Linked DNA regions of Homo sapiens: region 1 is linked to region 2. A link is a contact called in ENCODE Hi-C data. All regions are on one chromosome and are shown on one strand. The core of a region is the stretch at or near the end of the contact, and the rest is flanking DNA. Distances in the headings are between cores, read along the strand shown. Region 1 holds the start of TMEM39B (transmembrane protein 39B). Region 2 holds the start of MATN1-AS1 (MATN1 antisense RNA 1).

Region 1 (5,335 bases), core at 1,678-4,177, 1.4 Mb before region 2:
GCACACACACACACACACACACACACCCTTGTTGGGTACCTACCAGGGAGGTGTGGGAGGGTGGGTGGGAAGGTGGATACCACCACACTGTCTTGTAGATGTTGATGTAGTGGACGAAGAGTGCTATGAGCTGGCAGAAGAAGAGCTGCAACTCAAACAGAATGCTGGCCTGGACTGGCAGCTCGGGGATCTTGCAGTGCTGTAGAGGCACAACAGTTTGGGTGGCCAGAGGAGGGCTGGAGAGGCCTGTTCCAGAACTGCTCCTGACAGTGGGGAGGGAACAACATCAGCAGCTGACCTGAGAATCCTACCAGGAAGGGCTTCTGAGGCAAAGGATTGTGGGATAAGATCAGAAAAGCAGCTCATAGCAAGGACGGGGTCTTCCTAATCCTGCTTGTCAGACAAAGGAACCCGACAAAGCCTTTTCCTATCCCTAATCTTATTCAGGTCTTCCAACACCCCCTAGGAGAGAAAGAATTATTAGGTCCATCTTACAGATGAGGAAAAGGAGGCCCAGAGAAGGGAGGCAACTTGTCCAAGCCATCAGCAAATCTGGAGCAGAACTGTAATTAGAATCCAGGCCTTTGGATTTATTCTACCATGTCCCACTGCATCTGTCCAAGTGATCACCCTCAACTGAGCTCCCTCTGGATCTTTTCTGCTGCTTACTCCCCTCTAAGCCCCCACTGGCATCTAGGATTTCACATCTTAGAATCCAGTCAGAGAGAGCCCTGTCCACATCGTCCCTGTGAGGCCACAGTGAGGGGTGAGACAGAGAGGTGGTTTACCTGGTGCGGGAACGAACACTGGTCACCGATGCACTGGAAGTGTGGCTTCCACTAGAGCCCCCCGAGGATCCCGGCTCACAGAGCGGATTTCGACAGTAAGATGTCCTGTTGGGACCTCTTCGTCCTCCTGTGGGGCTCAACATAAAATAGAGCCTCAAGCCAGGGGGCATATATCAAGGATAACAGCAATGATACCAGCTGCCAGTCACCTAGTATCTCACTTTATCATTTAATCCTCACTGAGACCTATGATCTGGCCCCTTCTTACATCTTCAGCTTCATCCCCTATCATTCTCTACCTCACACCCACCCTCTACCACCCGCCCCATGCTCTAAACATCTTGATCTTTCTTTCCTCAGCAAGCCAAGCTCATTGCTACCTCTAGCACTTATAATATCCTATCTGGAAAGCCTTTCCCGGACTGCCATTTCTGAAGTTTTGAAGTAACTCCCCATCACTCTCTCTCCAATTTCTATTCTTTTTTTCCACCAGAATTCACTCTCTGAAATTATCTTACTCATTTGTTAATATGCTTATTGCTTGTCTGTCCTATTACAATGAAAGGTCAATGAGGTCAGTTACCTTATCTTTTTCACTGCTATATCCCCTACCTCAGTGCCCAGCAAGTATATGTTGATGAGTGAATGAACCCAGCAAGGTAGGTTTTTCACACATTAGGAAACTCAGCTTACACTATGTCACAGTATCGTGGCTGGGTCGTGTGCTCTCAACTCTGGTACACATTGGGCCCCATTCAGACATAAGTTTCTGGAGGCCTATAACTCTGGGTAACTTTGGGACAGCTTTTTCATCCAGGGCCCCATGATTCAGCTCAAAGGGCATTCTGGGATCTCATGGGCAGGACCCAGGGCCTAAATAAAGGGTCAAGGATATGGCTGGGAGAATCCTGTGGCTGTGGACTGAAAAATTGGACCTACTAGGCTGAGCAGTCTAGCCCAAGCTCCCACGCACCACTTCGCACAAAAGTTCTGCACAAAGCTCCTAAGCACCTAAAAAAGTCACAACCTGACTGGGTGTGGTGGCTCACGACTGTAATCTCAGCAATTTGTGAGGCCGAGGCGGGAGGATCGCTTGAGACCAGGAGTTGGAGACCAGCCTGGGCAACATGGCGAAACCCGGTCTCTATTAAAAAATATATATACATACATATACATATTTTTAAAAAGTTATAACCTGTTCATACCTCTTCACAGTAACACAGCAGCCTCCATTCACATACACCCCACGCCGTAGCATCTCAGCTCGGAAGCGTTTCCCACACTTCGGAGCCAATTTTGGGCTTGGATGTATGCCCAAAATTATAAACCTCCACAAGTCTCTAAAAAGTACCTGGCGAAGAGCTCTGCCCTCCATAAACCCCCAGACCAGAAGCTCTGTTCATACGCTGTTATACTTGGCTTAGAAAATCCCACACAAACACCCTTAGTCCAGTCCAGAAGCTCTGCCCACACCCACTCTCCTCTCTTTAGAAGCTCTGCACCCACATAAAGCCCCTCAGCCCAGAAGCTCCGCCTACACACAACTGTCAGCCCAGAAACCCCGCCCACAAGCCAATAAAAGCCCTCTCAGCCCAGAAGCCCCACTCCAGAATGGGCTCCCTCAGTCGGAAGTCTCCCCGCTCCACCGCCCCCAGTGTAACCCCTCCAACCCAGAAACGCCGACTGCACTAGCGCCCCCTGCCCAGAATCTCCACCCTTAGCGCTGAAGCCACGCCCACTGGTAAGTCCCGCCCCCCTTTCTAGCCCCGACGAGCTGGTCCTCACGAAAGCCCAAGCCCCCACAGGGCTTCGTCTTAGAAGCCCCGCCCACCGTCCAATGTCCCGCCCCCACAACAGAGGCCCCACCCCGCAAAACGACAGGAGGGGGCGGGATCCCGTCTGCGCTCGCATCCCCTCCCCCTCCCGTCACCGGGCTCCTGTCCGCGTGGAGCAGCAATTAGCAGCCTGGCCATCCTAACCCGTGCGCCCGCTCGTTGCCAGGCCGAGCCTGAGCCGCTCTGCTCACCCATCTCCTCCCCCCGGTGCTCTCCGCTTCGCCGCCGCAGCTCCTGCGGGCAATATGTCGGAGGCGACGGCGGCCGGGAGAGGACTAACCGCCGCAGCCCAGTCCCGGGTATCAGCCGCGCGCTCCCGCCGCGCCGCTACATTTGCATACAAGGCGGGCTGGAAGCTGGCGCGCGCTTCTTAAAGGGGCCGCCCGGACGGAGGCGGTGCCTGCGCGCTCTTTGTCTCTCGGTCCCCCACGCCCTTCCTGCAGCTGCTGGTGAAGAGACTCAAGAGGGAGGGGAACGGAACCCACCTCCTGCTCTTCCCGTGCGTGTCTTCTCTCAGCATCTCCTGGACCGGGGCGGCGGCGACCGGAGGAGGGTGCGGAGCCGCCTCTCCGCTCCCCTAGGGGTGGACCATATCCCTGACCGGTCCGCAGGCACCTCCAGCCCAGCCCCACGTTGCGCTTCATCCTTCTCTTAGGCCTCACTGCGCTTTAGTCCACCCCAGTCAAAATCCAGGAGTCATTTCCTCCCTCCCTCGGCCCCCACATCCGATCTTTGCCTTAGTCTTTGTGAGCCTAAGTCCTAAATATTTCTCACATTTGACGTTACTCACCGTTCTCATTGTCAACACCGTGGTTCAGATCCTGACTGCCATTTCCCAGCCTTGCAATCTTGTTTTTTTATGCTTTACGATGAGGCTGCTGATGGTCACCGTGTAGGTTTCGGTGAGGGTTAAATGAAATAGAGCATGCAGAACTGAGTCTGTTTTAGTATTAGCCATCACGATGTTTGGAGAAGCATTGACTAAATGAGCTACATTTATTGTCATTAGGATTCTTCCCTCACAAGACCTACAAGCAGTTTTAGTCATCTTGTAGCTCCATTGCTTAGCACAGTGCTTGGCACTTAATAGCAGTATTCAATTAATTGAATGAATTAGTAGATATTTCATTAATAGTCATAGAGCTTACAGTCAAGTGGGAGGAGATAGACATGAACAAAATTGGTAAATTCTGTAGTATGTTAGATGGGAATGGTGTGAAGGAAAAACAGGAAAGGGGGATGGGGTTGCAGTTTTAAATAGGGCAGGCAGAGCAGGCTTCAGAGTTGACTTGAGTAAACACATGAAGGAAATGAGTGAGTCAGTGGTGCAGATTTCTGGAGAAAGGGGGCATTTCAGGCAGAGGGAATAGTTAGTGCAAGGTCCCTCAGGCAGGAGGGTGTATTTATTTTATTATTTTGTTTTTTGAGGGGATGGAGTCTCTGTTGCCCAGGCTGGAGAGCAGTGGCTCGATCTCGGCTCACTGCAACCTCCACCTGCTGGGTGCAAGCGATTCTCCTGCCTCAGCCTCCCAACAAGCTGAAATTACAGGCGTGCACCACCATGCCCGGCTAATTTTTGTTTTTGTTTTGTTTTGTTTTTTTGAGACTGGAGTCTCCCTTTCTGTTGCCCAGGCTGGAGTGCAGTGGTACGATCTCGGCTCACTGCAACCTCCGCTTCCCGGGTTCAAGCGATTCTCCTGTCTCAGCCTCCCAAGTAGCTGGGATTACAGGCACCCGCCAGCATGCCCGGCTAATTTTTCCATTTTTAGGAGAGGCGGGGTTTCACCATGTTGGCCAGGCTGGTCTCAAACTCCTGACCTCAAATCATCCACCCACCTCGACCTCCCAAAATGCTGGGATTACAGGTGTGCACCACCACGCCTGGTCTAATTTTTGTTTTTTTGTTTGTTTGTTTTTTTGAGACGGAGTCTCACTCTGTCCCCAGGCTGGAGTGCAGTGGTGTGATCTCGGGTCACTGCAACCTCCACCTCCCGGTTTCAAGTGATTCTCCTGCGTCAGCCTCCCAAGTAGCTGGGACTACAGGTGTGTGCCACCACACTTTGCTAATTTTTTGTATTTTTAGTAGAGATGGGGTTTCACCATGTTAGCCAGAATGGTCTCAATCTCCTGACCTCATGATCCGCCTGCCTTGGCCTCCCAAAGTGCTGGGATTACAGGCACGTGCCACCACCACCGGCTAATTTTTGTACTTTTTAGTAGAGACGGGGTTTTACCTTGTTGGCCAAGCTGATCTTGAACTCCTGACCTCAAGTGACCTGCCAGTCTCGGTCTCCCAAAGTGCTGGGATTACAGGCGTGAGACACCACGCCCAGCCAAGAGGGTGTGTTTGAGAAATAAGGAGGCAAGTGTGACACAGGTATAGATATAAGAGTAGGACATGAGAAGGGATAGATCATGTAGGGCTGTGTGGCTTTTACTTTGAATGAGATGCAGAGCTATTATAGGGTTTGAACTTCTATTTAAAAGAACTATTCCAGCTGTATGGTGAGAATAGACTGCAGGGGCACCAAGGTGGAAGCAGGGAGACCAGGCAGGAGGCTGTGGCAATGATCTTAGCAAGAGATGTTGATCGTTTGCACCAGGTTGGGTGAGATGGTGAGACATGGTTGAATTCTGGATTTGAAGGTAAAGTCTACAGGATCTGTTGGGCTGACTATGGTGGCTGATGCCTGTAATCCCAGCACTTTGGGA
Region 2 (5,823 bases), core at 1,716-4,215:
CGCGGCCCACAGACCTGGTGTTTGTTGTCGACAGCTCTCGCAGCGTTCGGCCTGTTGAATTTGAGAAAGTGAAGGTATTCCTGTCCCAGGTCATCGAGTCGCTGGACGTGGGGCCCAATGCCACCCGGGTGGGCATGGTCAACTATGCCAGCACCGTGAAGCAGGAGTTCTCGCTGCGGGCTCATGTCTCCAAGGCCGCACTGCTGCAGGCTGTGCGCCGTATCCAGCCGCTGTCCACAGGCACCATGACCGGCCTGGCCATCCAGTTCGCTATCACCAAAGCCTTCGGCGATGCAGAGGGTGGTCGTTCCAGGTCCCCTGACATCAGCAAGGTACGTGCACGCCACCCTGCTAGGATGCTGCTGTTTGGAGGCTCCCGCTCGGAGTTATGAGCTTTGCCTGCAGACACTTTGATTCCCATGATGCCCCGTGAGGTGGCCATTTCATAGCTGGGGAAACAGGGTCAGAGAGGGGCGGTCATTAGACAGAGGTCACCAGTTGCAAGTGACAGAGCTGGGATTTGAAGCCACCTTTACCCAACCTTTCCATCCTAGGAGCTTACAATCATTTCAGTTTAGTTGACCTTGGTTCCCGACCAGTCTGAGCCCCTTGAAGACATTGCAGACAGGCCAGATGCTTATGGGAGGAGTGAAGGTGTGGCCTCCGCCACCAGCCTGCCTGGGTTCACGCCCTGCTCCACCATACTAGCTGTGCCACCCCGAGCAAGTGACGTCATGTCACTGGTGCTCGGTTTCCTCACCTGTAAAATGGGAGTAATGATAACACCTTCTCCAAGTGCTGCTGAGGACTGAGTTCAAAAGCATAAGGCTTCCCATCATGGCATTTGATAATTTTTAATTTCATAATTCTCCGAGGGCAGGGGCTCAGAAATGGAAGGGCTGTGCTGCCACCTGTGCTGTCAGTGAGGGCTCCAGGCAGAGGGCTGAGCGTTTCCCAGGACTTGTATCCTCACTGTCATGTTCAGGGCTCAGCACAGAACCTGAGGCTAAGCCAGGTGTCCTCTGTTCCTGTGGCACCCCCACAGGCTCCAGCACTTCCCCACTGCAGCCTTCGTTAGCCCGAGTCGCCACTTCCCTGCTCAGGGCCCCAGCTCAGGGGAGGTTCTTTCTTATCCCTCCTCCATACCCCACTCTCTAGCACACAGTGGATAAATGAACATGATTCTGCTCGGAGGTGGTATCCCCATTTTACAGATGGTGAAACTGAGGCATAAGAAGCTTAAGCAACTTGCTCAGCCAATAAGTGGGAAAAGCATTCACAGAGACAACAGCATATAATCCCAGCCATTACCACCCCTTAGAGAAATGACGTATCAGGCAGCCTGTCGGTCTTGGGGCCAACTACAAGTTTCAGCACGGGGTGCTGTAGATGAAGCTGATGGTTGAGGTGGTGGAGAGGGTGAAGGAGATGGGGGTGGTGGCGTGGGGTGGGCAAGTGAGGAGAGAGCTCCTCCAGCAGGTGACACAGCGGCGCTGGGGGAGCTGGCACCAGACTCCAGGTGTTCAGCCTGGAGTTCACCTGTGGGAGGACCCAGCAAGGTGGACAATCTGAAAGCTGGGTTGCAGGGAGGGGAGTAGGGACTCGAGGAGGCAGTGGGCCTCGGGATGGCAGCGAATAGTCACAGCTAGATTTTCAGAGCCAGGAGCCCAGGCCCCTGGAGAGGAAGAGATTGTACAAAGTCACTCCCCAGGTAGCCCAGGGTAATGATGGTAAAAATAATAGTTGCCCCTTCTGGCTTCTAACCAGGAGTCATCTCACTCAACCTCACCACAACCCTTTTTACAGTTGAAGACACTGAGGCTCAGGAAGGTGACCTGTAGCTTGTGGAGCTGCATTTCTAAACACGGCCTGTCTCAACTGCCTGTCATCAGGACAGGGTGTCAGGACCTGGGGCTAAGGATGGGACCCAGGAATCAGAAACAGACCCAAGTCAGAAGCAGAGAAGCAGCAAAGCGGGACTGGATGCCTAACCCAGACTGGGCAGAGCTGGGAGCGCCCTAGCCTCAGGGCGGGTGCAGACAGGGGGTCACGAAGCCGGATCTCAGTGACAGAGTCCGCCACCTCTTTCTTTCCAGGGTACAGACCAGAGGAGCCTAGTGGGAGGGGAGCAGGCAGATTCTTTCCCTCTCTGGCAGGGGCATGTATCATACCGGGGAGTGGAGGAGGATAAGGGCGGCATCTTTCTTGGGTTGGTCCCTTGGGCATCCACATGGGAGTGGCCCTCCGTCGGTTCCCTGGTCCAGGGTCCCCGGTCTTACCGGGACAAGGACAGCAAGACGGGAGACGGCAGCCCCATCCCTTAGCTTCGGCTGCCATCTGGTGGCCAAAGCGCAGAACTGCACCATGTGGAACCACCGGATCCCCCCACCCAGCCCCGGCCGGGCCTCCCGGGGGCACGAGGGGCGTGGCACGACTCCCACAGCCATCAGCCTGAGGACCCTGCCCTCAGCCGCCTCAGTCTGAGGGGAAGGCATGGCCCTGACCTTAGAGACCCCAATTTGGCGATGGGGCATCACATCCCTCCGGGCATCTCAGAGCTGCCTGCCCGAGGGAGGCGAAGCAGATGGAAAGCCCCCCAGCCACGTCTCTCAGTCAGAGGAAACGGGTCTCCTCTTCGGCCAGCCGGGTCCTCTTCCCCCGGGTGCCGCCTGGCTGTGCGACCCGGCAGTCCTCCCGCCTCTCCGGGCCTCAGCCTCCTCTCCTGGACAGTCCCGTGGGCTTCCGGGAGCCCGGTGTCACACCGCCCCGCGTGTCGCAGGTGGTCATCGTGGTGACAGACGGGAGGCCCCAGGACAGCGTGCAGGACGTGTCTGCGCGGGCCCGGGCCAGCGGCGTCGAGCTGTTCGCCATCGGAGTGGGCAGCGTGGACAAGGCCACGCTGCGGCAGATCGCCAGCGAGCCGCAGGACGAACACGTCGATTACGTGGAGAGCTACAGCGTCATCGAGAAGCTGTCCAGGAAGTTCCAGGAGGCCTTCTGCGGTGCGCGGGCAGGCGGGGGCGGAGCCAGGGCAGGGGCGGAGAAGGGGAGAGCGGCGGGGCGGGGCCAGGGCTGGAGGCGGGACCGAGGCTGAGGCGCAGACGGAGCCAGCGCCGGCGCAGGGCAGGGGCGGGGCCGGGGGGGGGGCAGAGGCGGAGACGGGAGAGAGATAGAATGTCAGTGCCGGGGCGGGGCCGGGGAGGAGCCGGGGGCGGAGGCGGAGACGGAGAGAGTCAGCGCCGGGGCGGGGCAAGGGTGGGGCCAGGGCAGGGGCGGAGACGGAGAGAGCGGCGGGGCGGGGCCAGAGCAGGCAGGGGGCGGGGCCAGGGCAGGGGCGAAGACGGAGACAGTCAGTGCCAGGGCGGGACCGGGGCGGAGGCGGAGAGAGTCGGCTCCAGGGGCAGGGCCAGGGCTGAGCGGGACGAGGCCGTGGCAGGCGCAGAGACTGAGAGTCCGCGCTGAGGCGGGCCAAGGCTAGGGGCGGAGCCAGCGCTAAAGTGAAGACAGAAAAAGTCAGCGTCGGGGGGCGGGGCCACATCAGAGGGCGGGGCCTGGCTGGGGCGGTAGCCTATAAAACGGCGGGAACTGAGTTACACGGCAACATCAGGGCGGGGCCAGGGCTAGGGACACGGCTTAGGTGGATTGGGGGTGGAACCTGGATTAGACTGAGGTGGTGCCAGCACCAGGGGTGGGGCCGTAGCTGGGGCGGAGCCTGATAACGGAGGAGGGTCTCCAGCCCCAGGTTAAGGGAGTTGGGGAGAGGCGATGTTAAGAGTCCTTTTATGGCCGGGCGCGGTGGCTCACGCCTGTAATCCCAGCACTTTGAGAGGCCGAGGCGGGCGGATCACGAAGTCAGGAGATCGAGACCATCCTGGCCAACATGGTGAAACCGGTCTCTACTAAAAATACAAAAAATTAGCCGGGCGTTGTTGCGGGCGCCTGTAGTCCCAGCTACTCGGGAGGCTGCGCCAGGAAAACGGCGTGAACCCGGGAAGCGGAGCTTGCAGTGAGCCGAGATCGTGCCACTGCACTCCAGCCTGGGCGACAGAGCGAGACGACTCCGTCTCAAAAAAAAAACAAAACAAAAAAAAAAACCGCACACACAAAAAACAACAGAGCCCTTTTATGTGGCAGAATCCTGGCAGGGACCAAGGAGGGCCCAGAGCTCAGGAAGGAGAGCTCCCAGAAAACCTACACATGTTTCTGTGTCGTGAGTTTTGGGTGCCAGAGTTTTCTGTGATGCGGGAGAGTCTGAGAGGCCTGGGCACTGGCAGGAGAAGGTTCAGAGCCCTTCTCGGAGGGGAGGTGTGTGTGTGGGTCTTTGGGATGTGACCCGCAGGGGCAGGGTGTCCAGTAGGACAGGATCAGGGTTAGGGCAGGGACTTTACCCATTTGTAAAATGGGTCTAAGAAGAGCATGCACGTTATTGAGAGGATCCAGTGAGATAATGCAAAATGTAACCCTCATTATATGGTATTTGACAGATAGGTGCTGTGTTCATTGTATGCTGTTCTAGACACTTGGGTGTCTTGATACAGCAGTGAACTAAACAGACTAAAGGCCCTAACCCTTGGCCTTTACCTTTTTAGTGAGACTTTTCATTCTTATCATCAGCATTATAACCTTCTTCAGGGATCTAGGCACTGGTGCAATGATTCCAGACGTGGGCTGAGAGTCGGGGGCCTGGGCCCCAGTATGTTGGAGATCTTAGTTTCCCTGAGTCTGGATGGGGCCTGGTATCCACAGTCAGGGAGGGACAACCTGTCTGTAGTGCCCAAGGCACTATGACTGTGAGATCTGAGCTACTTATTGTCCCCGCAGTGGTGTCAGACCTGTGCGCCACAGGGGACCATGACTGTGAGCAGGTGTGCATCAGCTCCCCCGGTTCCTACACCTGCGCCTGCCACGAGGGCTTCACTCTGAACAGCGACGGCAAGACCTGCAATGGTCAGTGGGGTGGACACAGGCTCGCCCTGGAGAGGGTGTGGAGGGGAGGTGATGGGGCCTCCCCAGGAAACCCATTCAAGCCTCCCTGCACCATACCTCTGAACCAATCTTCAAAGCAGACAGATGCCTTTTAGAGTTTGGTATCTGCAGAAGTTCTCACCTGACTTCTGTCCCTGTTTTCAACACAATGGGCGGTGGGTTTAGTGTGGTAGAAGGACTCACATAGTCTCAAAATCAAATCCTGGTGCTACCACTTCTGAGCTGTGTGATCTCACAGCTATTGGAGTTTCAGTTTCCAATACTGTACAGTGGGACCAGTCACCTTGGCTTTATAGAGGCAGTTCTGAGGGCACAATGTAATGATCCTCAGCACAGAGCTTGGTGTGTGGTGGGTGTCCAGCCGGGGAGCAGGATGGTTGACTATGTCCTTCAGCTTCAGCCCGTTGCCTTCCTGTCCTCCACAGTCTGCAGTGGTGGTGGTGGCAGCTCGGCCACTGACCTGGTCTTCCTCATTGACGGATCCAAGAGTGTGAGGCCAGAGAACTTTGAGCTGGTGAAGAAGTTCATCAGTCAGATCGTGGATACGCTGGACGTGTCAGACAAGCTGGCCCAGGTGGGGCTGGTGCAGTACTCAAGCTCTGTGCGCCAGGAGTTCCCCCTGGGTCGCTTCCACACCAAGAAGGACATCAAGGCGGCTGTGCGGAATATGTCCTACATGGAGAAGGGCACAATGACTGGGGCTGCTCTCAAGTACCTCATTGACAATTCCTTCACTGTGTCCAGTGGGGCTAGGCCCGGGGCCCAGAAGGTGGGCATTGTCTTCACTGATGGCCGGAGCCAGGACTACATTAATGATGCTGCCAAGAAGGCCAAAGA

Evidence for each region. Hi-C counts contacts between places; a loop is a spot of excess contacts on that map. Pooled maps may share reads with other maps.
Region 1: a loop to region 2 is called in a map of CD8-positive, alpha-beta T cell, with 6 times the contacts of the local background. The contact joins the promoter of TMEM39B here to the promoter of MATN1-AS1 in region 2. A Hi-C loop is called at or near these places in 2 of 168 maps with a recorded cell type or tissue (CD8-positive, alpha-beta T cell and naive thymus-derived CD4-positive, alpha-beta T cell) and 10 of 50 pooled maps.

The regions. Positions count from the first base shown.
Region 1 is chr1:32,070,531-32,075,865 of GRCh38, reverse strand. TMEM39B (transmembrane protein 39B) reads right to left here and starts at 2,927. Exons shown (of 9, transcript NM_018056.4): 1 at 2,815-2,927; 2 at 789-915; 3 at 44-263. The coding sequence starts at 2,818. RefSeq lists an enhancer at 2,923-3,528.
Region 2 is chr1:30,715,914-30,721,736 of GRCh38, reverse strand. MATN1-AS1 (MATN1 antisense RNA 1) reads right to left here and starts at 2,965. Exons shown (of 4, transcript NR_034182.1): 1 at 2,172-2,965; 2 at 15-449. MATN1 (matrilin 1) reads left to right here. Exons shown (of 8, transcript NM_002379.3): 2 at 1-332; 3 at 2,780-3,002; 4 at 4,822-4,947; 5 at 5,412-5,823. RefSeq lists silencers at 2,353-2,442, 3,003-3,522, 3,563-3,742 and enhancers at 2,100-2,675, 2,773-2,942.